Linked DNA regions of Mus musculus: region 1 is linked to region 2. The links are chromatin loops, found by intact Hi-C in ENCODE. Cell type or tissue: left cerebral cortex. All regions are shown on one strand.

Evidence for each region. A loop is a pair of places that touch in the nucleus more often than their neighbours do. Peaks named below come from ENCODE experiments on the same cell type or tissue, not always from the same donor. Only the 100,000 strongest peaks of a DNase experiment are listed, where the experiment ranks them.
Region 1: it touches region 2 in a loop (4-fold over the local background); 10 of 42 quality-filtered maps call a loop at or near these places.

The regions. Positions count from the first base shown.
Region 1 is chr15:77,659,654-77,667,653 of GRCm38, reverse strand. No RefSeq gene overlaps it. Among named protein-coding and RNA genes, the nearest start is that of Apol11b, 20 kb to the right of the region's middle. In left cerebral cortex, no CTCF peak of the experiment used is centred here; a DNase peak (open chromatin) is centred at 4,073.
Region 2 is chr15:77,470,167-77,478,166 of GRCm38, reverse strand. Apol10a (apolipoprotein L 10A) reads right to left here and starts at 1,120. Exons shown (of 4, transcript NM_177744.4): 1 at 1,036-1,120. In left cerebral cortex, no CTCF peak of the experiment used is centred here; no DNase peak of the experiment used is centred here.

The sequences.
Region 1 (8,000 bases), 190 kb before region 2:
TTGTTTGTCCTGACTCCATAAGAAACTTCTGGTGGTGTGCTGGCAGCTTCTTGTTGCTTCCATGGATTCAGGCTGATTGACAGAGTGATGTCAGCTGATAGACTCATGTGGAGTTTTGCTAAGACAGACTCACTTGGTGAGGCGAGACCCAGGAGAGGACATGTGATGTTTGGGCGGAGCATAAACAGGATTCAATGGACAGTGATGGGCTTACACAGCTGTCTTTGCAATGCTTCTTGGACTCTGGTCTTTATCTTTACTGATCTTTGCTTCATTGAGAGAGGCATGACAGAGAACTTCTCCTGGTGTCGCTGCTGGTCCTGGGTAACTCCTGAGGAGGCCTGGCTGTTTCTGCTAGGTCGTGCCACCTCTGCTGGTTTGTGTTTGCTTTCCTGACACTACTGAACTGGACTGCTGGTATGTTCGTGAAGGATTTGCAAGTGGATTGAGCTGCAACTGCTGATTCCTGTGAACTGAACTGCTGATTTCCTGACCACACAGATTTGATTTGCTCCAAAGAACAATATCTAAGCAGGTCCACTTCCCCTGTATCCTAATAACCTTCCTTTTGCACTACCTCTGGTGGGTGGAGGGCTAGAAGGGAGGTTAAAGCATTTAAGAACCCATATTAAAAGTAGGTTTTGAAAAAAAGCAAAGCTACAAGAGGCCACAGCCACAGCTACACTTGGCTTGTTACCTAATTGCTGAGATCCAAATTCAAGTCCTCATGTGTATACAGCAAGTACTTTACCATTGGTTGGTCCATTATCTAACTAGTTTCTCTATTTTTGTTTGTTTAATTTTTTTTAAAGACACAGTCTCACTAAATAGCCCTGGCTGGACTAGAATTTGCTATATAGATCAGGCTCACAGATTTGAATTTTTTGCTATATAGATTTGAACTCACAGAGATCTTCTGTCTCCTGTTTGGAGTAATGGCGCATGCCACCAAAGTCTAGCCTTGCTTTGTTTTGAGACAAAACCTGTCTATAAAGTTCAGACAGGTATTGATCTAAGATGTCCTCCTACCTCATTGTCCTAGCAGCTGATGACAGAGTGCAACTCTATGTGCAGCTGGAAAATCCATTTTAGTGTACTGGGCATACATGTAGATTCTTCATCCTTGAGTGGCCTAGCATCTTGTCTGTTTTATTTGCTTCTCTCTCTCTCTCTCTCTCTCTCTCTCTCTCTCTCTCTCTCTCTCTCTCTCTTTCTCTCTCCTTCCCTGTCCCCCTTCCTCCTCACCTTTCCCCCTTCTTTCTGTGTGTGTGTGTGATGTGTGGTGTGTGTGTCTGCTTGCCTACATGTGCAGCATGTCCATACAGTATTAGTGGAGACTAGAAGAGGGTGTCAGGTCTCCTGGAACTGTAGTTATGGGCAGTTGTGTGCTACCATGTGGTTGCTGGGAATCAAAGCCAGGTCCTCTGAAGCACAGCCCGTGAGTGCTCTTACCCATGAGCCACCTCTCCAGCACACACCTGAGTGTTCTGTGTGCAGGATGATTTCACCTGTGGTCAAACCTATCTGACACCCTCAGGAGACAGGCTTTTCCTGCCTCCTGTGGAGCTGGGGTCCTGTCCTAATGGAGTTGTTTCTGTATCTGACTCATTCATTGTCTTTCCCCCACCCCAGCACCCTACTCATATGTACCTGTCACACATTTTGAAGTCCGCACTAGCATCCCAGCCCTTCTCACCTTCTCTCCTCTTTCAAACTCCTCCAGTTCAAGGCTTCCCTCTCCCCAGCTACTACTCCTCCTCATAACTGCTCCTCTCTCTCCCCTTCTCACTCCCTCTTGTTCTTTCTCTCTCTGCCTCTTGCTCTCCATTTGCCTGCTCTCACACACTTACTCTGACTCTCTTACCCTCTTCTCACTATCTTCCACTATCTGTCTCCTGCTGTATTGGGATCTCTACTTTCTCTCCTGCTACCCTAGGCATGGCCAATCCAGTCTGATGGCCATGCTCATCCTATTTATTTCTTTCCTTGCTCTGGACTTTTCCAGATACCTCTGGCTGTTTCTTTTTCTCTCATATCTACAATAAAAATCTTAACCACACCATGGAGTGGTCTTCTTGGCAGTTTCTTTGCAGCACTTCCACCTCCTATATACTGTTAGACGATTCTCTCAAGGACACTGGGTAGCAGATGAGGAAGGACCATGGAATACAAGGGAAAGGAGAGTAGATGTGTTGTGATTGCCTCACAACACAAACAAACACCAATTTCAGTCAGTCTGTGGTAATTTATTGAGCAGTAGTCCCAGGACTAATTGATCAGGGCCATAAGCAGACTCAGGAACTGATTGTGATATTAAGTCAGAATCCAACAGACCTCTTAAGCATGAAATCCACAAACATCTGTGCCAAGCCATTCCACCAATCAGGATTTAGGGATAGGAGATTTCCTTAGGAACACTACTTTGTTGCACATTTATTCTGCCCCCATTGGTTAGGTTATTCAACAGTGGCAGAAGACTTGCCTTGCTTAACATTCATGTCTTAACTTGCCAACCAGGATGTCCATTACCCACATACATGTCTCTTTCTGCCAAATAGGATGTCAGTTCCCAGGAAGGTCATGGAAACTTAAAACGTTACTCAACTTCTACTCACAATGGAAGTTTTATTCCAAATAGCTTCTTATATTGGTGCAGGTGTCTCTCTTATGCTGGGGTTCATCCCAGGGGCAAAACTATAAAAGCTCATACATAGGTGTAGAAAATGCTGCTGGAAAATTGGTTTGGGTCCAAGCTTATTGTGGCTAACTATACAGAGCAGTTCTAAATGACCTGTATTGTGATTGGTTTCCAAGATCACCAAAGCACAGAGCATAACAGAATAGAACTCAACTTGGGGCATGAGAAATTTTCCTTATAACATTAGTAATGTCACAAAATGGCTTGCTAGACAGGTAACAGATGAGTCCTGTAATTGTCCTGGAAGGAGATCCCAGGTGTTTGTGCAAGGAGGGAACACATTAGAGCCTTTGGTACCCCCAAGCTGAGGACAAAGGCTAGAACTGAGAGAAGCTAGAATTCACAAGACAGAGAACAGGACTGGGAGAGAACCCAGGAGTCTGCAGGAGATCTGCTGTGAGTGGAGTACATGCTAACACAGGATAGATGGAGGAGGCTAGCCCAGGCTGGAGGATCAGGCATTTGGAACTACTGGGGTTCAGTATCTTCTGAGCCATGGAGGATGAAGGAAAAGGGGGGAGGTCCCACATGCCAAAGTGAGAAAATTTCCTCCTTCAGTGAGCACTGAGGAGGGGGTAAATGAAAAAATAATAGAAATAAAAAAGGAAAGGTCATAACTGCTTCTCAGGACAGTGGAGGAAACCATTTACTGAAGGTAAAAGGGAGATCATAGCCAGAGGTGGGACATCTGGGAGAGGCCAAGAGTGGACATCACCCTGATGGAGTAGGCAGTGTAGGCTGAGGGAAGAGTTAACAGAGAGGAGAGAGGAGAACCAGCTGCAGCAGCCAGGAGGCCCAATGTACAAAAGGAGTGGGTAACCAAAATGGCTGGACTATATAAGGAAGAGCCTGTGGGGGAAGGGCAGCTCAGTCCCTGTGCTAGAGAGTTGGGGTAGAGGGCAGAGTATGCCAGCCATATCCTGTAAAGGGAAGGAAATGAAGGATGCATGGTGGGCTGGTTCAACAGGTTTGACTCCACATGCTCACAGAGAGGTCCTTAATTCCCCTACTACAAAAGCATTCTCTATTCTAGTCCAGTCTAGACCATGAATAACATATTATTCAGAAGGTGTAGTACTGAAAAGGGCATGTTGGGGGGACCTCATCAGGCAGAAGAGGGCCCCTATTATTCTAACTTTGGCTGTAATTCTGGAAGCTGTGCTAGCTGGGGCAGGCACTGGAATAGCTGCCCTAATATTGCAGGAGAAGAACTATAACAGCCTGAAAGCAGACATAGATCAAGACATCTAATACCTACAAAAATCCATCTCCTACTTAGAGCACAATGTAGACTCCACAGCTGAGGTAGTTCTGCAAAACAGATGAGGGTTAGACTTGGTGTTCCTGCAACAGGGAGGATTGTGTGATGTGCTGCATGAAGAATGCTGTTTTTATGTCAACCATTCTGAAGTTATCAGAGAGTCACTAGCTAAAGTTAGAAAAGAACAGATGGACACCAAAGAGAAGAGGAAAACTCCAAAAGTTGGTATAATTCACTGTTTGATACTTCTCCATGGCTAACCACCCTTATTTTCACACTTTTGTGGTCCCTGATTATTCTCTTACTGTTGCTCACTTTTTGGCCATGCATAATTAATAAGATTTTACAGTATATAGAGCAGAGATTGGAGAACTAACAGTGATGAGATTCCAATATCAACCTGCCAGCACAGAAGATCCATATTGGTAGAGTCCATGATTGGCCTCTGAAGTTACCAATAAAAAGGGTGGGGGGAATGAAGTGCACAGGTGGCTGGCTTCTGCACTCTCCTGCAAAAGTCCCTTCTCCCCCACCCTAGGCTCTCTCCCACAGCAATCATGGTGGGGCATGCAATCTGCTTGCCTCTGTGCTTTCCCCAACCCCTGCTCCTCCCTGCATCAAACGAAGGGAATCTTCCCTGCTTCCTGGCCACACTGAGGGGACTCAAGGAGCCACAGGTGCCAGCTTGAGTGAGATAAATGACAAAACACTCCAGCTCCAGTGGTGCCAAAACTAGCACTGCTGTGGGCTGGCCTTAGTCGGTCCCTCAACCCAGGGGAGAAATCAGGGTCCTGATACTTAGGTGGGCAAGGAGTGACAAACAGACATGAACACATGAGAGTGTTGGATCTGAATGTAATTTCTCAAAGTGAGCATCAGACTTCTATTACAGGAGAACACCGGGAAGTTATGTGATACATTAGCCAAGATACATTGATGTCATCTGATGTATAATGACACAAAACAGAGAAATGCATACATAAAGACTAGCAAGAACCAGGCAGTGATTACAACTGAAATTAAAGCAGCCCTATCTAAAGTCAATTATTCTAGGAGCCAGGTGAGGATTTCACACCCTAGTCACAAGGGTTCTTTAGCAAGCCTAACTATGCCATTCCTCTGAGCCTTGTGAAAAACTTGCACCAGGGGGTTCTGCTCTTGCTGACCTTTTCCTGAATAATGCAATGCTCTAGTTCCTCCTTAAACCACAACCCTCCTCCTTTCTAGACCATTGTAAATTCCTGCATATGGGAGTGGTTTGACTGTTATTTTAAGTATCCATAGGGAACCTCCATTTGTCAGAGGAACTCACCAACTTTCTTCTAATATGTAATGTAGTCTTCCATACCTGACTGTAAGGAGAATTCTAAGTTTACTTTTGTAGAACTAGCCCCAAGATTTCTAGCTCTTATGCAGTAAAATACTGAAAGAAAGCACACAACACCCTCCACCTATTGCAAGGACAAATCTGGACTACATCCATACTAAGGGATGCCAAGGCCTCCAGGAGACCAGTTTCTGTGAAACTTTTTGCCTCAGGATTGCAGCCAAGCTTTTGGACTTGTCATTTAGACTCCACTGGAGTGGGTGTGGCATAGCACTCTCCCTGATAACCAGCCTGGCCTCTTTCCTGGTGCCTGTCCTTGGAATGAGGAGATTAGGGTCCCCTTTTTAAATCATAGAAGAAAGGTAATCAGAGATCACAGACAGTTATGGCCGGCCATAAAACCAGTTCCTGATAGCACCATAAAAGAGAGTCCTTAGGTCAGAAGAATCCCCCCTCGGCCTGGTGATTCCACTCTACCAAATGGTATTGTGTCTGAATTATGACTTACTTCATCCACCTTCCCTACCCTTCACCCTAAGCATTTAAAGATTTTCTAACTATGCTGCGTATAAGTGCCCAGACACTGAAGCTTGAGGTTGCACTCCCGTCCTACACTGTGGGAAGGTTTTCAATCTGAGTCTGACTTGTAATGAAGACCCTTATGCAAGACTGCAGTGGACTATGCAGTTCTTGAGCTCTCCTGGGTTTCTTGTGGAATTGGGGCATAAGAAGGTGTGCTCTCCATTTCAGGTTTGAGTTAATTCCAGATGTAGTCAAGAATAGCCATCACACTGGGCTTCAATTTCCAGACAGTAACGGGGAAAGGAACAAACAGCCTGTCCTTTTCTGACCTCTGATTGGCTCCAATTCTGGGTGGAGGGGGCAATGCCAGCTCTTCCATAACAGAGATAACCAAACTTCTCCCCTCCCACTCCTCCCAATTGGTACATCAGAAAGACACACTAAGAATGTCCTTAAACCTGATCAGTGGACCTTTGGTCTGATTAATTTTATCTCTAGAGAAGACATAATAGCCTGTTGGTTGCCAAGGACCAGCCTCAGCTTGGAGAGAGGTTCTGAGGTGACACTGACTTGAAGACAAATCATGAGTACAAGCTGACAGCTTTCCGAAAATCACCAGACAGTTCAACTCTCACAAGCCAACCCCAGTCTTTTATTCACAATCAGTTCAATTGTCCAACCCAGTTTCTCTTTTTCTCACCAATCAGCACTTTCTTAACCTTCGATGATAAATTGGCAAAGCCACAGAATATACAGAACCAAAAATCCAGCCAAGAAATAACCAGTATGGAGAATCACTTGAGCAACTTCATCTGTTACTACGCATCCCTCCCCCCTCAACCCCTGCCTTCGCTCTAAGACAAGGTCTCAGTGTGAAGCCCAGTGGTAGCACCACATTAAGGAATCTTGCCCTCAAGCTGGTCATGGTGGCACACACCTTTAATCCAAGCATTTGGGAGGCAGAGGCAGATAGACTTGTGAGTTTAAAGCCAGCCTGACCTACAAAGTAAGTCCAGGACAGCCAGGACTCATTACACACAGAAACCCTGACTCTGAAAACAAACAAACAAGCAAGCAAGCAAGCAAGCAAGCAAGCAAACAAACAAACCAAATCTTGCCTTCAGAGTCAACTAAACCAAGAGGAAGTCCCATTTAAACTATCTACTTCTCTCTCTGTATCTTACAGCTGCCCCTGTCTGTTGTCCCTTGTCTGATGTCTGTGTGTCCCTAAGAAAGGCCTCTGCTCTTTATGTATTCAATAGTACATGCACAATATCAGACAGGATTGAGGGATCATTGTGTACAGAAAATTTTAGGAGGTTTACAATGTGTCTTAGCTAATATTTTCTTGCTGTGAGAAGACACCATGAAGAAGGCAACTTCTAAAAGCATTTAGCTGGGGGCTTGTTTACCTTTCAGTAGGTTTGTCCATTGTTATCATGTCAGCAAGCATGGCAGCAGGTAGGTATGGTGCTGGAGAAGTAATTGAAAGCTCATTTATGATCCAAACAGTTCACATTTCAGACACACACACACACACACACACACACACACATGTACACGTATGTATATATATGGAGAGAGAGAGAGAGAGAGACAGAGACAGAGACAGAGAGACAGAGAGAGAGACACTAGGTAGGACTGGCCCACAAATGTATAAAGTCCCACGTTAATTCCCTATCCACAAATCCACCTGAAACAGGGTCCCTCATTTAGAGACCAAGCCTCTGTTGCCATCTCAGTAATGAATGTTCCTTTTTCGTGGAATTGAAGCTTAGCTCAAGCTTTATCATTGACCTTCATTCTTGGCTCTGTTTCTATCTATCCAGGCCAGAGAAGGTGTTGCCACATCAGTTCCTTTCCATGGTAGATCAGCAGGGTGGTACCTGGCAGGCATCATACCCAGTGGATTGTTTTATTATGAGGAGACACAAACCAGAAATTTTTCTTTCACTTTCATGCATTGGGTATATCAGGCCAAGAGCTTGTGTCTGGTTGTGTCTCAGATGTGCAGCTGATGACTGGAACCACACAGCTAAGGACAGCTGGGACACATCCAAATGTGGCTGCAGGAAGATTCCTTGGTGAGTTGGGATCCATGCTTTCCCCACATATTCATCCTCTCAATGGCTCTGGAGAAGAAGGGTTATGGCTACAAGGATGGGTGAGCTCAGGGAAGATGAACAATGGTC
Region 2 (8,000 bases):
GGTCCTCCATTCTCTCTTCACACTTGTATCCTCTGAGGGACTCAATGGTGGACTTCCAGGGGTGAGTCTACCCCTTGAAGCATGCCTTCCAGGACACCAGAAGAGGAGATCAGCCTCTTGGGGTGCTCAGCAGGTCAGGCAACTCTAGCTCCATCCATCAGAGGACAAAACAGAGGACTATCGAAGGCTGACAAACCCCATGTCACAGAGCTCAGAGCAGAGAAGTAAGGGAAACAAGAGCCCTGTCTCTGGATGGAAGACTAACCCTGGGGATTTCACACTTCTTTCTCCCTTTGCTACACGAGAGCCCACTGCACTGCAGTCTGCCCTCGTGTAGATGAGACGTGTATGATGGGCCTGGGGTCTCTGCAGAGCACATTCTCCATCCATCCTGGCTTCCCCTCCACACCTGCTCACACAGGACAGCCTAGGCTTCATCCTCTGTCCTCCACAGGGGAGGCAGAGGCCAGGTGAGAACCAAGGAATGTCGCCTCTCACCTACCTGTTCAGCCTCCTTGAGGCACCTTAGAATAGTCACTGTCTGTTGTGCCTCAGTTTTTCCTCAGTGCTCACACTGCATAGACAAGCAAAGCTGTGCTGAAACTGAGTAGTTTGTCTGTACATCTTACTCAAAGCCTCATTCTCTTTGGTCAGGGAGAGCACCCCAAGGCCAGCATGGTTGATGGCTCTGTGTTCAAGCCTCATTCACTTCCTTTTTCTGTTTTGGAGCTATCTAAAATGTCTGAGCACAGACAAAGAGTTGTCTTCCTGCCTGAGACCTCTAATCATGTCTTAGGAAGCCCTACAAGGAGGGTCAGGCCCAGGCAGTGTGGAGATCCCATCTGAGGATTCCATGTCCTCTTCTATGCAGAGGGTAGAGGAGGGGAGAGGAGCAGGCAGAGCTCATTTGACTGGAAGTCCAGCCCTCCATCTGCTGAGCCTGTGACCATTGTTCATCTTCCCTGAGCTCGCCCATTCGTAGGGATGTAACCTTCTCCTCCAGAGCAAGTGGGACAAGCATGGTCCCCGACTCACCAAGGAATCTTCCTGCAGCCACGTTTGGATGTGTCCCAGCTGTCCTTAGCTGTGTGGTTCCAGTCACCAGCTGCACATCTGAGACACAACCAGACACAAGCTCTTGGCCTGATATACCCAATGCATGAAAGTGAAAGAAAAATTTCTGGTTTGTGTCTCTTCATAATAAAACAATCCACTGGGCATGATGCCTGCCAGGTACCACCCTGCTGATCTACCATGGAAAGGAACTGATGTGGCAACACCTTCTCTGGCCTGGATAGATAGAAACAGAGCCAAGAATGAAGGTCAATGATAAAGCTTGAGCTAAGCTTCAATTCCACGAAAAAGGAACATTCATTACTGAGATGGCAAAAGATGCTTGGTCTCTAAATGAGGGACCCTGTTTCAGGTGGATTTATGGATAGGGAATTAACGTGGGACTTTATACATTTGTGGGCCAGTCCTACCTAGTGTCTCTCTCTCTGTCTCTCTGTCTCTGTCTCTCTCTCTCTCTCCATATATATACATACGTGTACATGTGTGTGTGTGTCTGAAATGTGAACTGTTTGATTCATAAATGAGCTTTCAATTACTTCTCCAGCACCATACCTACCTGCTGCCATGCTTGCTGACATGATAACAATGGACAAACCTACTGAAAGGTAAACAAGCCCCCAGCTAAATGCTTTTAGAAGTTGCCTTCTACATGGTGTCTTCTCACAGCAAGAAAATATTAGCTAAGACACATTGTAAACCTCCTAAAATTTTCTGTACACAATGATCCCTCAATCCTGTCTGATATTGTGCATGTACTATTGAATACATAAAGAGCAGAGGCCTTTCTTAGGGACACACAGACATCAGACAAGGGACAACAGACAGGGGCAGCTGTAAGATACAGAGAGAGAAGTAGATAGTTTAAATGGGACTTCCTCTTGGTTTAGTTGACTCTGAAGGCAAGATTTGGTTTGTTTGTTTGCTTGCTTGCTTGCTTGCTTGCTTGTTTTCAGAGTCAGGGTTTCTGTGTGTAACGAGTCCTGGCTGTCCTGGACTTACTTTGTAGGTCAGGCTGGCTTTAAACTCACAAGTCTATCTGCCTCTGCCTCCCAAATGCTTGGATTAAAGGTGTGTGCCACCATGACCAGCTTGAGGGCAAGATTCCTTAATGTGGTGCTACCACTGGGCTTCACACTGAGACCTTGTCTTAGGGCGAAGGCAGGGGTTGAGGGGGGAGGGATGCGTAGTAACAGATGAAGTTGCTCAAGTGATTCTCCATACTGGTTATTTCTTGGCTGGATTTTTGGTTCTGTATATTCTGTGGCTTTGCCAATTTATCATCGAAGGTTAAGAAAGTGCTGATTGGTGAGAAAAAGAGAAACTGGGTTGGACAATTGAACTGATTGGTGAATAAAAGACTGGGGTTGGCTTGTGAGAGTTGAACTGTCTGGTGATTTTCGGAAAGCTGTCAGCTTGTACTCATGATTTGTCTTCAAGTCAGTGTCACCTCAGAACCTCTTTCCAAGCTGAGGCTGGTCCTTGGCAACCAACAGCCTATTATGTCTTCTCTAGAGATAAAATTAATGAGACCAAAGGTCCACTGATCAGGTTTAAGGACATCCTTAGTGTGTCTTTCTGATGTACCAATTGGGAGGAGTGGGAGGGGAGAAGTTTGGTTATCTCTGTGATGGAAGAGCTGGCATTGCCCCCTCCACCCAGAATTGGAGCCAATCAGAGGTCAGAAAAGGACAGGCTGTTTGTTCCTTTCCCCGTTACTGTCTGGAAATTGAAGCCCAGTGTGATGGCTATTCTTGACTACATCTGGAATTAACTCAAACCTGAAATGGAGGGCACACCTTCTTATGCCCCAATTCCACAAGAAACCCAGGAGAGCTCAAGAACTGCATAGTCCACTGCAGTCTTGCATAAGAGTCTTCATTACAAGTCAGACTCGGATTGAAAACCTTCCCACAGTGTAGGACGGGAGTGCAACCTCAAGCTTCGGTGTCTGGGCACTCATATACAGCATAGTTAGAAATTCTTTAAATGCTTAGGGTGAAGGGTAGGGAAGGTGGGTGAAGTAAGTCGTAATTCAGACACAATACCATTTGGTAGAGTGGAATCACCAGGCCGAGGGGGGATTCTTCTGGCCTAAGGACTCTCTTTTATGGTGCTATCAGGAACTGGTTTTATGGCCGGCCATAACTGTCTGTGATCTCTGATTACCTTTCTTCTATGATTTACAAAGGGGACCCTAATCTCCTCATTCCAAGGACAGGCACCAGGAAAGAGCCCAGGCTGGTTATCAGGGAGAGTGGTGCTATGCCACACCCACTCCAGTGGAGTCTAAATGACAAGTCCAAAAGCTTGGCTGCAGTCCTGAGGCAAAAAGTTTCACAGAAACTGGTCTCCTGGAGGCCTTGCATCCCTTAGTATGGATGTAGTCCAGATTTGTCCTTGCAATAGGTGGAGGGTGTTGTGTGCTTTCTTTCAGTATTTTACTGCATAAAGAGCTAGAAATCTTGGGGCTAGTTCTACAAAGTAAACTTAGAATTCTCCTTACAGTCAGATATGGAAGACTACATTACATATTAGAAGAAAATTGGTGAGTTCCTCTGACAAATGGAGGTTCCCTATGGATACTTAAAATAACAGCCAAACCACTCCCATATGCAGGAATTTACAATGGTCTAGAAAGAAGGAGGGTTGTGGTTTAAGGAGGAACTAGAGTATTGCATTATTCATGAAAAGGTCAGCAAGAGCAGAACCCCCTGGTGCAAGTTTTTTACAAGGCTCAGAGGAATGGCATAGTTAGGCTTGCTAAAGGACCCTTGTGACTAGGGTGTGAAATCCTCACCTGGCTCCTAGAATAACTGACTTTAGATAGGGCTGCTTTTATTTCAGTTGTAATCACTGCCTGGTTCTTGCTAGTCTTTATGTATGCATTTCTCTGTTTTGTGTCATTATACATCAGATGACATCAATGTATCTTGGCTAATGTATCACATAACTTCCTGGTTTTCTCCTGTAATAGAAGTCTGATGCTCGCTTTGAGAAATTACATTCAGATCCAACACTCTCATGTGTTCATGTCTGTTTGTTACTCCTTGCCCACCTAAGTATCAGGACCCTGATTTCTCCCTTGGTTGAGGGACCCACTAAGGCCAGCCCACAGCAGTGCTAGTTTTGGCACCACTGGAGCTGGGGTGTTTTGTCATTTATCTCACTCAAGCTGGCACCTGTGGCTCCTTGAGTCCTCTCAGTGTGGCCAGGAAGCGGGGAAGATTCCCTTCGTTTGATGCAGGGAGGAGCAGGGGTTGGGGAAAGCACAGAGGCAAGCAGATTGCATGCCCCACCATGATTGCTGTGGGAGAGAGCCTAGGGTGGGGGAGAAGGGACTTTTGCAGGAGAGTGCAGAAGCCAGCCACCTGTGCACTTCATTCCCCCCACCCTTTTTATTGGTAACTTCAGAGGCCAATCATGGACTCTACCAATATGGATCTGATGTGATGGCAGGTAGATATTGGGATCTCATCACTATTAGTTCTCCAATCTCTGCTATATATAACTGTAAAATCTTATTAATTATGCATGGCCAAAAAGTGAGCAACAGTAAGAGAATAATCAGGGATCACAAAATTGTGAAAATAAGGGTGGTTAGCCATGGAGAAGTATCAAACAGTGAATGATACCAACTTTTGGAGTTTTCCTCTTCTCTTTGGTGTCCATCTGTTCTTTTCTAACTTTAGCTAGTGACTCTCTGATAACTTCAGAATGGTTGACATAAAAACAGCATTCTTCATGCAGCACAGCACACAACCCTCCCTGTTGCAGGAACACCAAGTCTAACCCTCATCTGTTTTGCAGAACTACCTCAGCTGTGGAGTCTACATTGTGCTCTAAGTAGGAGATGGATTTTTCTAGGACTGGATGTCTTGATCTATGTCTGCTTTCAGGCTGTTATAGTTTTTCTCCTGCAATATTAGGGCAGATATTCCAGTGCCTGCCCCAGCTAGCACTGCTTCCAGAATTACAGCCAAAGTTAGAATAATAGGATCCCTCTTCTGCCTGATGAGGTCCCCCCAACATGCCCTTTTCAGTACTACACCTTCTGAATAATAGGTTATTCATGGTACTAACTGGACTAGAATAGAGAATGCTTTTGTTGTAGGGAAATTAAGGACCTCTCTGTGCACATGTGGAGTCAAACCTGTTGAACCAGCCCACCATGCATCCTTCATTTCCTTCCCTTTACAGGATATGGCTGGCATACTCTGTCCTCTACCCCAATGCTCTAGCACAGGAACTGAGCTGCCCTTCCCCCACAGGCTCTTCCTTATATAGTCCAGCCATTTTGGTTACCCACTCCTTTTGTACATTGGGCCTCGCGGCTGCTGCAGCTGGTTCCCCTCTCTCCTCTCTGTTAAATCTCCCCTCAGCCCACACTGCCTACCCCATCAGGGTGATGTCCACTCTGGCCTCTCCCAGATGTCCCACCTCTGGCTATGATCTCCCTTTTACCTACAGTAAATGGTTTCCTCCGCCATACCGAGAAGCAGTTATGGCCTTTCCTTTTATATTTCTATTATTTTTTCATTTACCCCCTCCTCAGTGCTCACTGAAGGAGGAAATTTTCTCACTTTGGCATGTGGGACCTCCCCCCATTTCCTTCATCCTCCATGGCTCAGAAGATACTGAACCCCAGTAGTTCCAAATGCCTGATCCTCCAGCCTGGGCTAGCCTCCTCCATCTATCCTGTGTCAGCATGTACTCCACTCACAGCAGAGCTTCTGCAGACTCCTGGGTTCTCTCCCTGTCCTGTTCTCTGTCTTGTGAATTCTAGCTTCTCTCAGTTCTAGCCTTTGTCCTCAGCTTGGGGGTACCAAAGACTCTAATGTGTTCCCTCCTTGCACAAACACCTGGGATCTCCTTCCAGGACAATTACAGGACTCATCTGTTACCTGTCTAGCAAGCCATTTTGTGACATTACTAATGTTATAAGGAAAATTTCTCATGCCCCAAGTTGAGTTCTATTCTGTTATGCTCTGTGCTTTGGTGATCTTGGAAACCAATCACAATACAGGTCATTTAGAACTGCTCTGTATAGTTAGTCACAATAAGCTTGGACCCAAACCAATTTTCCAGCAGCATTTTCTACACCTATGTATGAGCTTTTATAGTTTTGCCCCTGGGATGAACCCCAGCATAAGAGAGACACCTGCACCAATATAATAAGCTATTTGGAATAAAACTTCCATTGTGAGTAGAAGTTGAGTAACGTTTTAAGTTTCCATGACCTTCCTGGGAACTGACATTCTATTTGGCAGAAAGAGACATGTATGTGGGTAACGGACATCCTGGTTGGCAAGTTAAGACATGAATGTTAAGCAAGGCAAGTCTTCTGCCACAGTTGAATACCCCAACCAATGGGAGCAGAATAAATGTGCAACAAAGTAGTGTTCCTAAGGAAATCTCCTATCCCTAAATCCTGATTGGTGGAATGGCTTGGCACAGATGTTTGTAGATTTCATGCTTAAGAGGTCTGTAGGATTCTGACTTAATATCACAATCAGCTCCTGAGTCTGGTTATGGCCCTGATCAATCAGTCCTGGGACTACTGCTCAATAAATTACCACAGACTGACTGAAATTGGTGTTTGTTTGTGTTGTGAGGCAATCACAACACATCTACTCTCCTTTCCCTTGTATTCCATGGTCCTTCCTCATCTGCTACCCAGTGTCCTTGAGAGAATCGTCTAACAGTATATAGGAGGTGGAAGTGCTGCAAAGAAACTGCCAAGAAGACCACTCCATGGTGTGTTTAAGATTTTTATTGTAGATATGAGAGAAAAAGAAACAGCCAGAGGTATCTGGAAAAGTCCAGAGCAAGGAAAGAAAGAAATAGGATGAGCATGGCCATCAGACTGGACTGGCCATGCCTAGGGTAGCAGGAGAGATGAGTGGAGATCCCAATACAGCAGGAGACAGATAGTGGAAGATAGTGAGAAAAGGGTAAGAGGGTCTGAGTAAATGTGTGAGAGCAGGCGAATGGAGAGCAAGAAGCAGAGAGAGGAAGAGCAAGAGGGAGTGAGAAGGGGGAGAGAGAGAGAAGCAGTTATGAGGAAGAGGAGTAGCCGGGGAGAGGGAAGCCTTGAACTGGAGGAGCTTGAAAGAGGAGAGAAGGTGAGAAGGGCTGGGATGCTAGTGCGGACTTCAAAATGTGTGACAGGTACATATGAGTAGGGTGCTGGGGTGGGGGAAAGACAATGAATGAGTCAGATACAGAAACAACTCCATTAGGACAGGACATGGGTTAGGGCCTCAGCTCCACAGGAGGCAGGAAAAGCCTCTCTCCTGAGGGTGTCAGATAGGTTTGACCACAGGTGAAATCATCCTGCACACAGAAAACTCAGGTGTGTGCTGGAGAGGTGGCTCATGGGTAAGAGCACTCACGGGCTGTGCTTCAGAGGACCTAGCTTTGATTCCCAGCAACCACATGGTAGCACACAACTGCCCATAACTACAGTTCCAGGAGACCTGACACCCTCTTCTAGTCTCCACTAATACTGTATGGACATGCTGCACATGTAGGCAAGCAGACACACACACCACACATCACACACACACACAGAAAGAAGGGGGAAAGGTGAGGAGGAAGGGGGACAGGGAAGTTGAGAGAGAGAGAGAGAGAGAGAGAGAGAGAGAAGCAAACAAAACAGACAAGATGCTAGGCCACTCAAGGATGAAGAATCTACATGTATGCCCAGTACACTAAAATGGATTTTCCAGCTGCACATAGAGTTGCACTCTGTCATCAGCTGCTAGGACAATGAGGTAGGAGGACATCTTAGATCAATACCTGTCTGAACTTTATAGACAGCTTTTGTCTCAAAACAAAGCAAGGCTAGACTTTGGTGGCATGGGCCATTACTCCAAACAGGAGTCAGAAGATCTCTGTGAGTTCAAATCTATATAGCAAAAAATTCA